Regions from separate parts of the Homo sapiens genome. Here all the other regions are linked to region 1. Evidence: read pairs that join two places in POLR2A ChIA-PET (ENCODE). Cell type or tissue: GM12878. All regions are shown on one strand. Links, peaks and the distances in the headings refer to the core of each region. The heading gives the core; the rest is flanking DNA. Region 1 overlaps RAB9A (RAB9A, member RAS oncogene family). Region 2 has its middle 67 kb from the start of ASB9. Region 3 has its middle 31 kb from the start of TMSB4X.

Region 1 (4,703 bases), core at 872-3,371:
GAGCCGAGATTGTGCCATTGCACTCCAGCCTGGGTGACAGAGTGAGACTCTGTCTCCAAAAAAAAAGAATATAAATCTCTAATATGACTGTGTATGTGACTGAAGTTAGACTTTTTTTATTGGTCCTGGATCTAATTGTCTCCATTCTGACAGATAACTAAATTCATTTATTTATTATTTTTATTATACAGGATTTTGAGCATGGCATTCAAAGAGCTATTCAATGTCAGTTACAAGCCTGTCCCAATTATATCCCTACTACTCACCATCCCCGCACCTATCACTGGCATTTTCTGTCCATATCTTTGCTCGGGCTGTTACTTTGGCCTGGGAGGCCCCTCCCTACTTCGACAGCTATGACAATCTTAGTCATCAGAAGCCTAGTCCAGATTACCTCATGTAGGAAGCCAGGACCGCCCCAGCAACCTAATCTTTCTCTTTTCTTTGCTCTCATCATTTCCACCTCTTTACAGCTCTCATTTACTTATGCTCTAATCACCTTCAGTTGTGTATGTGTCTGTTTCCTAATTACAATGTCAACTCCCTGGGAGGGACACACAACACCTAATTGCATCCATTCACTTGTCCCTTTTTTGTTCTGCCACTTCTCGTACAATGCTCTACATTTGGTGAGGTGCAAATAAATGCTACATTGAGAACGAAGAGTATATTACTTCCTCTTTTATTCTTGTTATTCTATTATTATTCTATTTGTGCTTTCTGTACCTAAAATTCTTTGTTTCTCTATCAGTTCTCCCCGCATTCTATTTTTGAGGTCTATTAAAATGTGTGGGTAGGAACAAAAACATTGATTCTTACTTGCAATCCCAATGAGAATCCCACTTTAAAATAAGTACTATTGACTGACTGCGACAGGGAGCTGGCAAATGCTGAAAAACGACTACATTCCTTAATAAGCTGCCAAAGGGAGAGCAGGCATCATTTGTAAACTGCCTTCTCAAAACTTGAGATTTTAAAACACATACTCTGTAACCCCTCCAAAAACTTAAAATGAATTTATCACTCCTGGTTTAAATTTAGGAACAGATTTTTTTTTTTTTTTTGGTCAAATTCACAAGTTCCTTTGGATTCACCCTGAATGTCCTACTTAGAGGTGTACTTACCACTTCATTTCACTTCATAGCTTGAGGAAATGAGGTTCAAAGAAAACCAGGGAAACAAAAGCATGGATAATCTGAAAATTATTTCTATTTTTGCTGGAGCTGTATTTATTTCCTCATAGCTTAATTTAGGCGTGTCTCACTTAACAGCCTAATTGGTTCCACTGTTTGTTTCTAAAAACTTCCTGATTGTCTTACAGAAATTTATGAGCAAGAAGCAAGTCAAGGAAAGTCATTATGTCTAATGGGTACCAGCTCTACAGCAAGAAATTACCAAGAAAAATAAATAAAGAATTAAGAAAAATACTGTCAGAAAATACCATACTTAGTGTGCAGGAAGAAGCAAAAGAAAGAAAAGGAAATACCATAGGAATAGGCCAACTTGGAGGCAAGACCTGCCAAGGTGAAATAAATTATCTAGTCCTATCTAGTTAATCACTGAGCATTACCTCAAGAACAGGAGGCAGCTAGAGGAGAAAAACTGTATTATCAAACCATACTATCGCTATGTCAGAGCACCTCCCCTATTGAAAGAACTTATTTCAATTAAGTAACTTTTTTTGAAGCTGAATCAGCTAACTTAACTTTTAAGAAATATGTTAACATTTTTCTTAAAACAAGGCACCTCTGTAGGTATGTTAACTAATCACTAACAGTGGTGGGGGGAGTGGGAAAGGAGGAAGTGAGAAGGGCCAAAAAAAAAAAAAAAAAAAAAAAGAAAAAAAAGAAAAAGAAGACTTAGTTAAGGAACTAAATCTTAAACCATCATGAAACTATATAGTGCAGCAAAATCCAACAGACCCTTCTGCAATGACGACAATGTTCTATAATCTGCACTGTCCAATATGGTAGCCACTAATCACATGTGGCTACTGAGCACTGGAAAGTAGCTGGTCTAACTGAAGAACTGAATTTTTCATTTAATTTTAACTAGTTTAAATTGCTACATGAGGCTAGTGGGAACTGTGTTGGACAGTGCAGGCCTAGAGTGTGGTTAATTGGGAGTCCATGAAATGAGCTTCAGGGAGAAAATACACTCCCTAGAATCACATGTGAAATAAGGATGAGAGCATTGGTGGAAGCTTGTGTGCTTGCGCTTTTTTTCTGGAAAGAACAAAAAATGTTTCATCAGATCTTAAGGAGTTTGGACACCAAGAACTGATTGCTACATGCCTGCATCATTTGTATGTTATGTGTGATCCATTTCTGTAGCTCATAACACCCTTCAAGAGTTTCTGTCTTTAGCAGAATTTCCTCTTTTTCTCCCTCACCCATGAGACTTTTATGAATATCACACTTTGACCATAAACTGTGATAGTTCAGTGAACAGCCTTACTCATGGGAAACTGCTAGTCCTGAGAAGTGAGAATAATTTTTTTTTGTTTTGCTTAAGTTTTAAGAACCAAGCATAAATCTACCTGCGATGACACTTACCTGTAAAAGGTACTTACAATACTTTTTGACAATAGAGTGCACTTTGGAAGACAGAATTAAAATGCAAAGACATAGATAAAAGTCACAAGATGAGAACATGGGGAATTAAAGGTAGATATTTCAGGAAGAAAAACAAATTATGAAAGGAATGAATTTGAACATATATGTCAGAAAAATATATTAAAGCAGCAAAACACAAATCAAAAATGATCTGCAACGTTCTGCTATCACCTAAAGAAACATTGGTTCTGAGGCCTCCCTTCCAGTTCGATAAGAAACCAAATGTCTTTAATTTACAGCAGACAAAGCTAGGGGTTGGGGAACTATACAAACTCACTGAGTGAGGGGCTCCACAAGGCATGGAGCCACAGCAAAAGGAAACTTCTCGACTGTTAGAGAAGTTAATTACAAGGAGTGAGGATTTCCTAAGAAGATATATTTAAAGAGGGGCAGCTATGTCCGGTATATAGGACTCGACTAGACTAGAGGCTCCCAAATACCACTCTGCAGGGAAGTTGTCACCAGCTCAACACTGCAGGCAGCTCTTCATCAAGTTCAGTTTATCCAATGTAACTGTCACTTTGTCAATGATCCCCCCAGGTCTGCCCCTATCGAAGTGTTGAAACTGACTTTTCTCACAAAAAGCTTTCCAAGCCCAACCTCACTCTGCCCATCACTACCCATTTCTCAATGTGCCTGCAAACCTGATTAACTCTCTGCTCAGTTTATAGGACACCAGGGCTCCCACCCCATCCTTTCCCCCTGATTGTCAGCAAAAGTCACCAAAGACCTCCTAATGGCCAATCCAATGGCTTTTTCTCAGTCCTCATCTGAATGCCCTACGGCACATACAACCCTAAGGTGAATACAGGGAAAAGTTCTTCTCTCAGGACTTCATTGTGTATGTTTCTAGAAAACACCTGCAAGTTTGACCAGCATCTCCACCTGAGGCCCAGCTAGTATATAGTGAATTCTCTCAGGTGTAGCCATCTGTCTGAATGTGCATGAACTAAAATCTTGGAAGGGTACCCAAGTCTTTTTTCTTTTTTTAAAAGACAGAGTCTTTCTCTACCACCCAGGCTGGAGGGCAGTGGCATGATCATAGCTCACTGCAGCCTCAAACTCCCGGGCTCAAGTGATCCTCCCATTTCAGCCTCCAGAGTAGCTGGGACTACAGGTGCATACCACCAAGACTGGCTAATTTTTTTTTTAATTTTTTTTTTTTTTTTGTAATGACAAGGTTTCACCATCTTGCCCAGGCTGGTCTTGAACTCCTGGGCTCAAGCAAGCCTCCCTCCTTGGCCTCCCAAAGTGCTAGGATTACAGGTGTGAGCCACCGTGCCTGGCCTCAAGTGTTTTTTAAAAACAAATAAGGAAACAGGTCTAACTGGGAAAGTGTCTTACACAGGATCACACATCTAGCTAGAGGCACAGGGGAGACCTTCAAGTCTGAGCCAGGACTTACCACCCATTACTGCTTCTATCAGGTCCAAACAGCCTGGCAGTAATCCTCTTGAAAATGTTTCCTAATTGTCCATAAAACCACTCTGATAATAGGTTCTGCTTTCTCTCCTCCTTGGCCCCTTAGCTTTCTTCAACATAGACAGCTCCCTTTCCTGACAAGCTCTTCATGAAGCTATTTCACGAGACTGAAACCCTTACCTGTTTCCAGATGGTATCTCCCTGGGCTATAAAAACCAGTGATTCCTAAAGTCTACATCCGCATGTCTGAGCCAGACAAGAATTTGCAACCCCTTGTATAGTATGTTCATCTGGTACCCTGATGGTAGTTCAAATTCAACATATCTAAAACTGAGCTAATTATTTTCTCCATTTCGAAAATCTCTTTCTTTTCTCTTACGCACTTCATTCAGCCACACATGAAATATGTCCACTTTTCGCACTACCTATTGCTATTGCCTTGCTTGCTCAAATAATAAATGCTATGGCTGTAATTATATTAGCAGCCACTATTAACTGAATATCTACTAGGTACCTGGCATATAGCACCTTAAAATTACCTGCAAGTTGGACACTATCATCCATGTTTTATAGATCAATAAACAGAAGTCCACAAACTTCCCCAGGTCTAACTAAATAGGGCAGGTCAAGTATGTGTTATCTTCACTCCCACCCAGTGACAGAAAA
Region 2 (4,703 bases), core at 1,004-3,503, 1.5 Mb before region 1:
ATCTGAAAGATGAGAAGAAGTTAGCTAAGCAAAGGAAGATGTCATGTGTGAGGAGGATGAGCTTTCTAGGAAGAGGCAAGAGGACTTAATGCGATCTGGGAAAGGAGAGAACAGAATTCAATGGAGAGGGAGTGCATTAAGATTGGTGAGAAAGGCAGGGATTAGAAGACAGTCTTATAGACTGTACAGCAGATTTGAAAATGTATCCTAATAGTAATGGAAAGCTATGGAAGAGAGTTTAGCTTGGGAGTGGCATGATCTAATTTACTTTTTTGAAAGATCTCTTTGTTTGCAGAGTTGTTATTATAATTAGGGATAGAATTTGGGAGAAATGAGTCCTAGCATTTTTCCATCTTTGTCAGGGTGCCATACAATACAAATTGACCCTCTCATTTGTTCCATTAAAATCAATGACTTTGTTTAGGCAAAGTGGCTCCTGGATATCATCCCAGAGAGGGGTTGAAGGGTTCTTCATAATGAAAATAAGAGAGTAGCCAAGAGGATTGATTTTGGAGTGAGCCAACAGTCCTTGGTGACACCAGGCCAAGCAAAGGAGGGCCATTAGACTGGGTTTAGAAAGCTATCGCTGTCAGTAACTGAGAGGATGCCATTTTCTTCCAAGTGTAACTCATTGTGAAAATGAGGTGGATAAGAATAAAGGGTATCTTTCTGTATGAGAACTGAAAAGACATAACCCTTTCCAGCGTAGCCTCTTTCTGATTATTCAGATTTAGATTTCATCTGGAGGCGTAGTTTTTGCTATGTCATATGTCAGAATATTAGATTCTCTCATTTAGAAACTCAAGAGGGCTGATATGACATATCCTTTCACAGGAAAACAAAATCAAGCCGAAAGTGAGATCAGATGACACTAACTCTTAGAAACTTGAAATTCTGAGAACAGGAAATGAAATTACAAGAAGAAAATTGGCTTGTTTATTTAGGTTGGCTTGTTTGTTTTTTAAAATAAAGAATTTTAGAAACAGTCAAAAATGGGCTGTGGATTGCTGATTTTGCTGGTTACTTTAGGTTTGGGGCCTGATTTGCCTTTATAACCTGATAGTATCCATGCCTTTATTTCCAGAATGAATAACTTATGATGGGAACTTTAGTTGCACTGAAGTTGTCTGCAGGCTAAAATGTTACATAATTGTTAGGAGAGCACATTTTAGGACATTGAACTGTGCAAAAGCGTAAACTGTGTTAAAGGTTGACAGAGGTTGTAAGAGCTTCTCAAGTAGAGAACCTGTTGACATTTTGGGCTGGATAATTCTTTGTTCTGTGAGGGGTTGTCCTGTGCATTGTTAGATGTTTAGCAGCAACTTGGGCCTATACCGACTACATGCCAATAACACCCTCCACACATGAACAACAGTAACTGTCAAAAATGCCACCAGATAATGTTAATGTTCACTGGGGTGCCAAATTACCCCACGTTGTGAACTATTGGACTAAATACTATAGAAACAGTTTGTGAAATGACTGTTGGGCAGATTTTAACCAGTTATTACTTTTCTTGACTATGCCCAAGTAGAAGATAGGCTGTTTATACATAGGTACAGAGCTCCACCCCAGCACAAGGGAAGACTTCTGAATATGTTATCCTATGGTTTTCATCATTGCTGAAGCTACGAGTGAATACTTGGGTGAAATGTCAAAGGTATTTGTTGAGTTTTAGAAAATCTTTTACTGGTCCCTGATGAGGGTGAAAGAATTTAAAAGATGTAGTGTGTGTGTGTGTGTGTGTGTGTGTGTGTGTGTGTGTAGATAGAGAGACTCAAGATCTATTTTTAGAAAAGCATGAGAAAAACTCTAAATTCAATGTATTATATGCATTTTATGCACGTGACAGAATATAAAAAACTAAATATCCATTGAAAAAATCCTCATTAAAGTAGAGTTTGCTTTTTCTATTTACCTTTAGATATTAGGGCAGGGAATGAGAAATGCTGTGGCTTACCAGAATGAAAGGCTGCTGGATGAGGTCATGTGTGATTATGTTTAAGAACATGCAGAAAGGGCCAAATAAAACTGGTGACCACAAACAAGTGGTAAAGGAAATTGAGAGGGTGGATTTAGAAATTACTTTCATTCAGAGAATTACTGGGATATGAAATGAGAAACTTGGCTTCCTAGAGAAATAGCTGAAGTCACCAAGTGTCAAGTAATTTGAAATAGTGAGGGATGACTCATAGCGTGTCTTTGTAGAGTTTGCCTAGCCTGAAATACTGATGGGAAGATTATTCCAAGGAAATTAATAAGATAAATCTAAATGTTAGCAAATTACCAAAGAGAGCTAAAGATGAAAATGGAGAATACAAATAATCCATTGTTTAAACAAGAATGAAACACCTATCTGCAAATAATCTTCCTGTATCTAGAAGTGATGCATAGTGGTTAAGGGCGTGAGCTCTTGAAACAGACTGCTTATGGTAGGATCCCAGCTCCATCACTTATTAGCTGTGTAGGCTTCAGCACACTATTTAATTTCTCTGCTTCAGTGTCCTCATTTATAAAATTGGAAGAATAATAACAGTATCTACCTTACAGGGTTGTTGTGTGGATTAAATAAGTTAAAATGCAAAGCAGTTAAAGCTTTTTTTCTTTTTAGAAAATATTAGTTTTAATTAATTCTACTGAGTAAATTTTAGCTATTATTATTAATTGAAAGCTCAAGGGAATATGATTTGCTTATAGTCATAGATATAGTTAGATACAAATTTAGGACCTGGGCTTTCACTTCACATCATTTTCTCTTATGTCAAGAAGCTGTTCCCATCCATATAATGTATCTGTGCATGCGTGTTTTTCATCTCTCTCTGTGTGTATGTGTGTGTGTGTGTGTGTGTGTGTGTGTGTGTAGATTGGCAGAGATAAGAGCTAGACATAAAGGCATAATAGTACAACACAATTATGTATTCTTTTGTATCAGTTTTATAGCACTATCATATATGAGTCTCAAACCAATTTTATGGTGTAAGGTAAAAATAAATTCTCATTTTATAGACACAGGAACAGAGGTTCAGTAGAAAAGTTAAGCAATTTACCCCAGATATCAGAGCCTATGAGTAGAAAAAATGGAATTAAAAACTGGGGATTCTGACTCCCATTCTGTGCTTCTACCCATGGTTAAAGCTGAATGCAGGAGACATGACAGTAGAAGGGTAACTGGGGTTCCTGGAAGCACATTGGCCTGAAGTCCTGCAGGCAAGTGCTGTCGGGAAGGGACAGCATCTGTCTAAGTCCTTTCTCTTCTTTCTTCTGTAGAGAGCTCTTGAATCCATTCATTTAACCTCAACCCTCTACCCCACCCGCCATAATGTCTCACCTGGTTTCCCACCTTCTGACTGGTCAATCCACTTGCTGCCATAATGATGATTCTAAGGACCAAATCTGATCAGGTCACTCTTGTCCACACTTCCACCCTCATCCCTTCAGGGACTCTCCATCCCCTTTAGACCAAGCAGCCTCCTCCAGGGCAATTACAGCCCTTCAAATCTGGCCTGTGCTCCCTTATCAAGACTCACCTATTCCCACTACCCCTATGGTCCCTCCATGGTGAACTATTATTTCAATCTTCTCTAATGCATCGTAGTCTCTTTTCTTCCTGCCCTCTACATGTAGCTCTCTTGAAGCATTAAACACTTTGTATCTTAACTATCTCTGTGGGCTTTGAAAAATGGATAGTGTCATCAGGCAATGAAACTTGGGCAGAAGACCTTGGCAAAATCAGTCATTATTAATATTTAACAGATATTAACATTATTGCTCTGAGTAGATGCTATAAATTGGCCTTGTGAGAGTTATAGCTTCTGCCAGTTCAATACATTTAAATTCTAACTCTGGAGCCAACATTTTCTAAAGTCTCCTCCACACTTTGTAAATTGGAAAACCAAGCAACTCTCTGCAGAGATTCTGCTTTTCCACCACTCCCTCACCTCCTCCCCAACATAAGAGCCTCTCTGATCCTCAGAGAAGGCACATCTGGCTCTATTTGCAGTCTGGGCTCCCTTCCCTCAACGGGCTTGTGCATGCAGCTAAACTGAACAGTCTGGGATCCATGTCTTTCCATGGGCTTTCTTCCCTCATTCTCAGGAGTGGAAAACTAGAGGAGCTGGAACTTCAGGCTTCGTCCATAAGCCAAGGCTGGTGACTCTTCCCAGCTCTCTTCTAGTTCTCAATTGCTTCTAGGAATGCTCAAGATAACTCACAATGTCTCACCCTGTCACTCTAACTGGGGCTCTGCCTCCCTTACTCCTCAGGGGTGATTCATATTTTTGAGATTTATAGAAATGGCAAGAGTTTGTGAGCAGTGCATGGCTTATCTGGATACATTTTACAATAATAAAATGTTAGATCAGCTTGACCAAAAAACTGGAAGATTTATCTTAACATCTGATATGGTTTGGCTGTGTCCCCACCTAAATTTCATCTTGAATTGTAGCTCCCATAATCCCCACGTGTCATGGCAGGGATCCAGTGGGAGGTAATTGAATCATGGGGGGCAAGGTTTTTCCATTCTGTTCTTGTGATATTGAATAAGTCTCATAAGATCTTGATCACTTTTCCCTTCCACAAGATATCACACTGCTCCATTACATTGATGACATTATGCTGATTGGATCCAGTAAGCGAGAAGTAGCAAACACACTGGACTTATTGGTGAGGCACTTGTGTTCCAGGGGATGGGAAATAAATCTGAC
Region 3 (4,703 bases), core at 752-3,251, 690 kb after region 1:
TTTACCCAGCCCTGGCAAGCTGTACTAAACCCTAGTCTGAGACATCTGGCTTTTGCCCAGATAATTACATGCCTAACATTGTAATTCAGGTTTGGCACTGCTATTTCATAATGTTTTCTTTTTCTAAGCTGGAGCCTTCCAAGGGAGGAGAGTAGGACAATGGAGAAATGAAGACAGAAAAATGCAAGCATTAACCCTGAGGTTTCTTTCTCAGTTGCATTCAGCAAACTAGCAGAGGTACCTAGACTTTCAATACCCAAAATGTGGTCTGTGAACTGGCAACCCCAGGATCACCTGGGAGCTTATTAGAGTCTCAGGTCCCACCTAGACCTCTTGAATCAGAATCCGCACTTTAACAAGATTCCCAGGTGACTCATGTACATATTAAAGTTGGAGATGCATCCTGAATTTGTCACATCAGTGTGAAAGGTGCTGAGCACAGGGCAGATGCTCATGAACTGACCACACAGTGGGGAGTCAACTCTAGGTGAATTCCATGCCACCCCTTTCTAAATGTTAGTGACTATTACTGCTGCCACAAGCTGATATGCGAATGGTGTTGGACAATTCATTTTGTACTCATAAGAAAATCAGTATCAATTGATTGCAAGGGGAAAAAATGCTAGACTTCAAATTCCTACTGCAGCAACCCATTTCCAAGTGCGGGTGTCGAGATGGGAGAAAAGAGGGCTTGTCTTGGGTCAGGAGAGCTGGGTTTCATTCCCAGTGGGTGCCTAGCCAGCTGGGAGACCCTGGGCAGTCATGTCTTCCTTTAGTGCCTCAGTTTCTTCATCTGCACAGAGGGAGAATGGAAACTAGACTTAATGGTATTTACAATCATGACCTACAACATAGCATGGACCCTCCACCCTCCCATTTCTTCTCTAATCCTTTTATCCTATTTCACTTTTCTCTAAAATGCTTAGCAATACACTTGCCACATTATATATTTATTTGTTTTTTTGCACTAAAATGCAAGCTTCATGAGCCACTGCATCCAGCCTGATAATGTTTTTAAATTTGCTGTATGCATCACATCCCCTTTCCTTGTTTATCATTCTCTGAGAAACAAATGTTCTCCAGGGGTTCCGTATTTTAAAAGGAAACTAATTTTTCCTCATCCCTCAAAAAATTCGAGGAAAGCTGGGAGAAGGCATTCATAGGCAGATAAGTAACAACTTATTTCCAAAAACTAGATGCAAAGGCTGCAGGCCTACAAAATGTTGTCTTTTATAGACTCCTCACTTTTATAAGATGCAAAAAAAAAAAAAATCAGAGGAATAGCTTGTAACAAATGGTTACAACTATGGAAATACAGGAATGGCCAAAAAAAGGCAAAATTCCACTATAATAGTGTCATGTGCTTTTCCTCATTGGTTCCTCCTATTTAAACCCTTAGCATGTCTCTCCATCTTCTCTTACCCTCTCAAGCTACATTTCAGATGGCCCCAACTCCCTGATTTGTTTTCACATATCATTTAAGGGCTAGCAGGGCAAAACCTTCTGAAAAGTCATGCAGATGATCATTTGCCTGGCACGCTTTTTTTTAAGTCAGGACTCAAATGAATTGAAAAGTTGCAAACATATTATTTGCAGGCAATGTGCTCAGACCCCCTTGCCTCGATAGTGGGCTGCATGAAGCAGTGGTGGTGCACCATCATCCACCATTTCTGGTGCCAAGTTTTGTCTCGTGTCCAGCTGAAATGTTAGTCATCTTATAGAGCTGCTTGGAAGATGCTATTACATGTAAGTCCCAGCAGTTTTTTCCTCTCAGTACTAGCTTTTTGTGAACGTCATGAGACTGGGAGAAAATCTCTCTGCCAACAAGTGCTCAGTAAAAACCTCCATCCCAGAAATTACCCTGATATATGCAAGTGTGGCAGCGTGAGAGGCAAGTGGGTTGGCAAAGGGCCACGTGGATTCACATGCCACTACCTTCTATTTCCCTTTGTTCAGCTGTGCTGTTCGCACAGGGTGGTGGGTTCTCTCTCTCTTTTTCTTTTTTCTCCTTACTCTTAGCTTTTCTTTCTCTCTCTTTCTTTCTTTTCTTTCTTTCTTTCTTTCTTTCTCTCTCTCTCTCTCTCTCCCTCTTTCTTTCTTTCTTTTTTTTGGCAGTTGAGCTTTGAGCAGTGATGCGTTTTGTTTCAAAAGAGAATCACCAACAGAAAGGGATTGCTCATTGCTCATCTAACTTCAGGGCTCTCTTCTTGTAGAATGCTTCTGCCCACTCACTGTTTCATATGAGAAAGCATTTAAATTCAAAACTCACAAAGTCAGAACTGAAAGTATGTGGGTTTCAGTTCTCCTTATCCGTTTTCCCTTCTTTAAAAACTAAGGAGCCCTATTTGGAGATGTGCGTGCCTGCCAGGAATGAGGTGTGGGGCTCTAGGGTGCTGCGCTGGAACCCATGATGACATGGTTGGCCTATTCATCATAGACCTTTAGAAATGGAAAGAACCAGAAAAGGGCCTGGAAAGAACCTAATTCAATTATTAGGAAGAACCGAATTCATTACTTTTAATGGCAAAAACTGCAATTACTTTTGCCCCAATTTAATACATCATTTTACAAATGAGAAAATCAAAGCCAGAGAGAATGACCTGTCCAAAGTCACATGGCTAATTAGACCCTGTATCACATGTAGACCCTTGTATCTTGGCTGCATTTGGGTGTAGTTGCCAATGTATGTTTGAACTTGGATCTACAACTCCTCAGCAAAGTCAGAGAATCATGCAATTAAAAAAAAAAATGGAGCTAACAGCAAGTCCCAGCATCTCCCCTTAGTTTTGAAGAAGGCAGCATAAACCAGGATCTAGACCCAAAGCAGAGGTCTTGGTAGTTTTTACATGAAGAAACTCATGTGATTCCCAACCAATTCTATGCAACCACAGTTAAAGTGATTTATCTTCAACATCTGGCAACCTAAAGAACTGAAGTAGAGATGACGTTGGGAAGCTGAGTTCCAGGAACATTTTTGTCATGGAGGTAAGGTTCCTGGGTCATCATGAATTAGATGAAAAAGCTCCTTATAACTGGCCACAAAGAAGGCATCAATGACTTTACTAGGTGAAAATGTGGACTAGTGTTTGGATTTTCAAAACAAGCTGATATCAGCCACATGTAAGACCAAAGCAATAGTCACAAAGAAATCCAAAGGACAGCCTCTGGGCTGAGAATTAATAGATCCTTTTCAACAATTTTTACGATAACTTGTTGACAAGATGATTGTATAGACTATGATGAAAAGACATGAGAAAAAACAATTTGCAAGTAAGACTGAAGTACAGGTGGAAAAGGTGGTTAATGGGGTCATCTTTTTGCCCCTGGCCCTTCTAGCAGCCAATGGGTCAGGGCTGGACCCTTTATCCATCCAATCAAGAGGCCATAATGTTCCTCTCTGGAGCAGCAGAGAACTGAAAGATGCTACCAAAGTGTGAAAAGAGAAAGCAAAGCAAACTTCAAAGGACAAAGTCTGCAAAGATTGAAACTGTCAGTCTATGAATATGTGGCCCGATTCTTACTAGATGGACGTCAGAGGCCCTTCACTTTATACTAAAATATATTTAAAATATTGCAGCTGGGCGTGATAGCTCATGCCTGTAATCCCAGCACTTTGGGAGGCCGAGGTCGGTGGATCACGAGGTCAGGGGTTCAAGACCAGCCTGACCAACATGGTGAAACCCTGTCTCTACTAAAAATACAAAAATTAGCTGGGCGTGGTGGCGGGCGCCTGCAATCCCAGCTACTCAGGAGGCTGAGGCAGGAGAATTGCTTGAACTTGGGAGGCGGAGTTTGCAGTGAGCTGAGATCGCGCCACTGCACTCCAGCCTGGGTGACAGAGCGAGACTCCGTCGCAAAAAAAAAAAAAAAAAAAAAAAAAAAATTATTGCAACAGCCTGCGGCTGGGCGTGGTGGCTCAAGCCTGTAATCCCAGCACTTTGGGAGGCTGAGTCGGGTGGATCACAAGGTCAGGAGTTCAAGACCAGCCTGGCCAGCATGGTGAAACCCCGTCTCTACTAAAAATACAAAAACTTAGTCGGGCATAGTGGCACATACCTGTAGTCCCAGCTACTCGGGAGGCTGAGGCAGGAGAATTGCTTGAACCCAGCAGGCAGAGGTTGTGGTGAGCCAAGATCGCGCCACTGCACTCCAGCCTGGGCAATAGAGCGAGACTCCGTCTCAAAAAAAAAAAAAAAAAAATTGCAGCACCCAAATATTTGGTTGAAAGGTCAGTGCAGTGTTTCCTCCCAGGCAAAAGAAAATCAAGAGAATGGACCAAGCAATAAATGAGCAACTAGTTTCTGAAGCACTACTGTGTGGCCAGTCCTATAACAGATGAAAAAAATGGCCTAATTTCTATCCTCTCAAACTAAATGTTGAGAAGCAATTAGAAAACAAAGCAAATAAGCCCCCAAATGGCTGACTGAAATCAGCCAGAGATTTTTGCTTGTGCATTTCAGACTCCCCGGGGCTTACAGAGTTATAAAAGGGACTGAGATATTCGATATCAAAAATGTATTTTTCCCGGCCAGGCACAATGGCTCACGCCTGTAATCCCAGCACTTTGGGCGGCCGAGGCGGGCGGATCACTTAAGATCAAGAGTTCGAGGCCATCCTGTCCATCATGGTGAAACCCTGTCTCTAATAAAAATACAAAAATCAGCTGGGCGTGGTGGCAGGTGCCTATAATCCCAGCTGCTCAG

What was found. Peaks named below come from ENCODE experiments on the same cell type or tissue, not always from the same donor. Only the 100,000 strongest peaks of a DNase experiment are listed, where the experiment ranks them.
Region 2: POLR2A ChIA-PET joins it to region 1 with 5 read pairs; 1 of 35 experiments calls an interaction of 5 or more read pairs at or near these places.
Region 3: POLR2A ChIA-PET joins it to region 1 with 8 read pairs; 2 of 35 experiments call an interaction of 5 or more read pairs at or near these places.

What each region holds. Positions count from the first base shown.
Region 1 is chrX:13,695,326-13,700,028 of GRCh38, reverse strand. The region is part of intron 1 of RAB9A (RAB9A, member RAS oncogene family); the gene reads right to left. Among named protein-coding and RNA genes, the nearest start is that of RAB9A, 8.5 kb to the right of the region's middle. In GM12878, for the core only: no CTCF peak of the experiment used is centred there; a DNase peak (open chromatin) is centred at 2,398; H3K4me3 peaks cover 2,104 bases; H3K27ac peaks cover 2,500 bases.
Region 2 is chrX:15,200,373-15,205,075 of GRCh38, reverse strand. No RefSeq gene overlaps it. Among named protein-coding and RNA genes, the nearest start is that of ASB9, 67 kb to the left of the region's middle. In GM12878, for the core only: no CTCF peak of the experiment used is centred there; a DNase peak (open chromatin) is centred at 2,145; H3K27ac peaks cover 606 bases.
Region 3 is chrX:13,003,399-13,008,101 of GRCh38, reverse strand. No RefSeq gene overlaps it. Among named protein-coding and RNA genes, the nearest start is that of TMSB4X, 31 kb to the right of the region's middle. RefSeq lists enhancers at 1,951-2,000, 3,334-3,393 and a silencer at 3,844-3,893. In GM12878, for the core only: no CTCF peak of the experiment used is centred there; DNase peaks (open chromatin) are centred at 1,827 and 2,311; H3K4me3 peaks cover 354 bases; H3K27ac peaks cover 2,500 bases.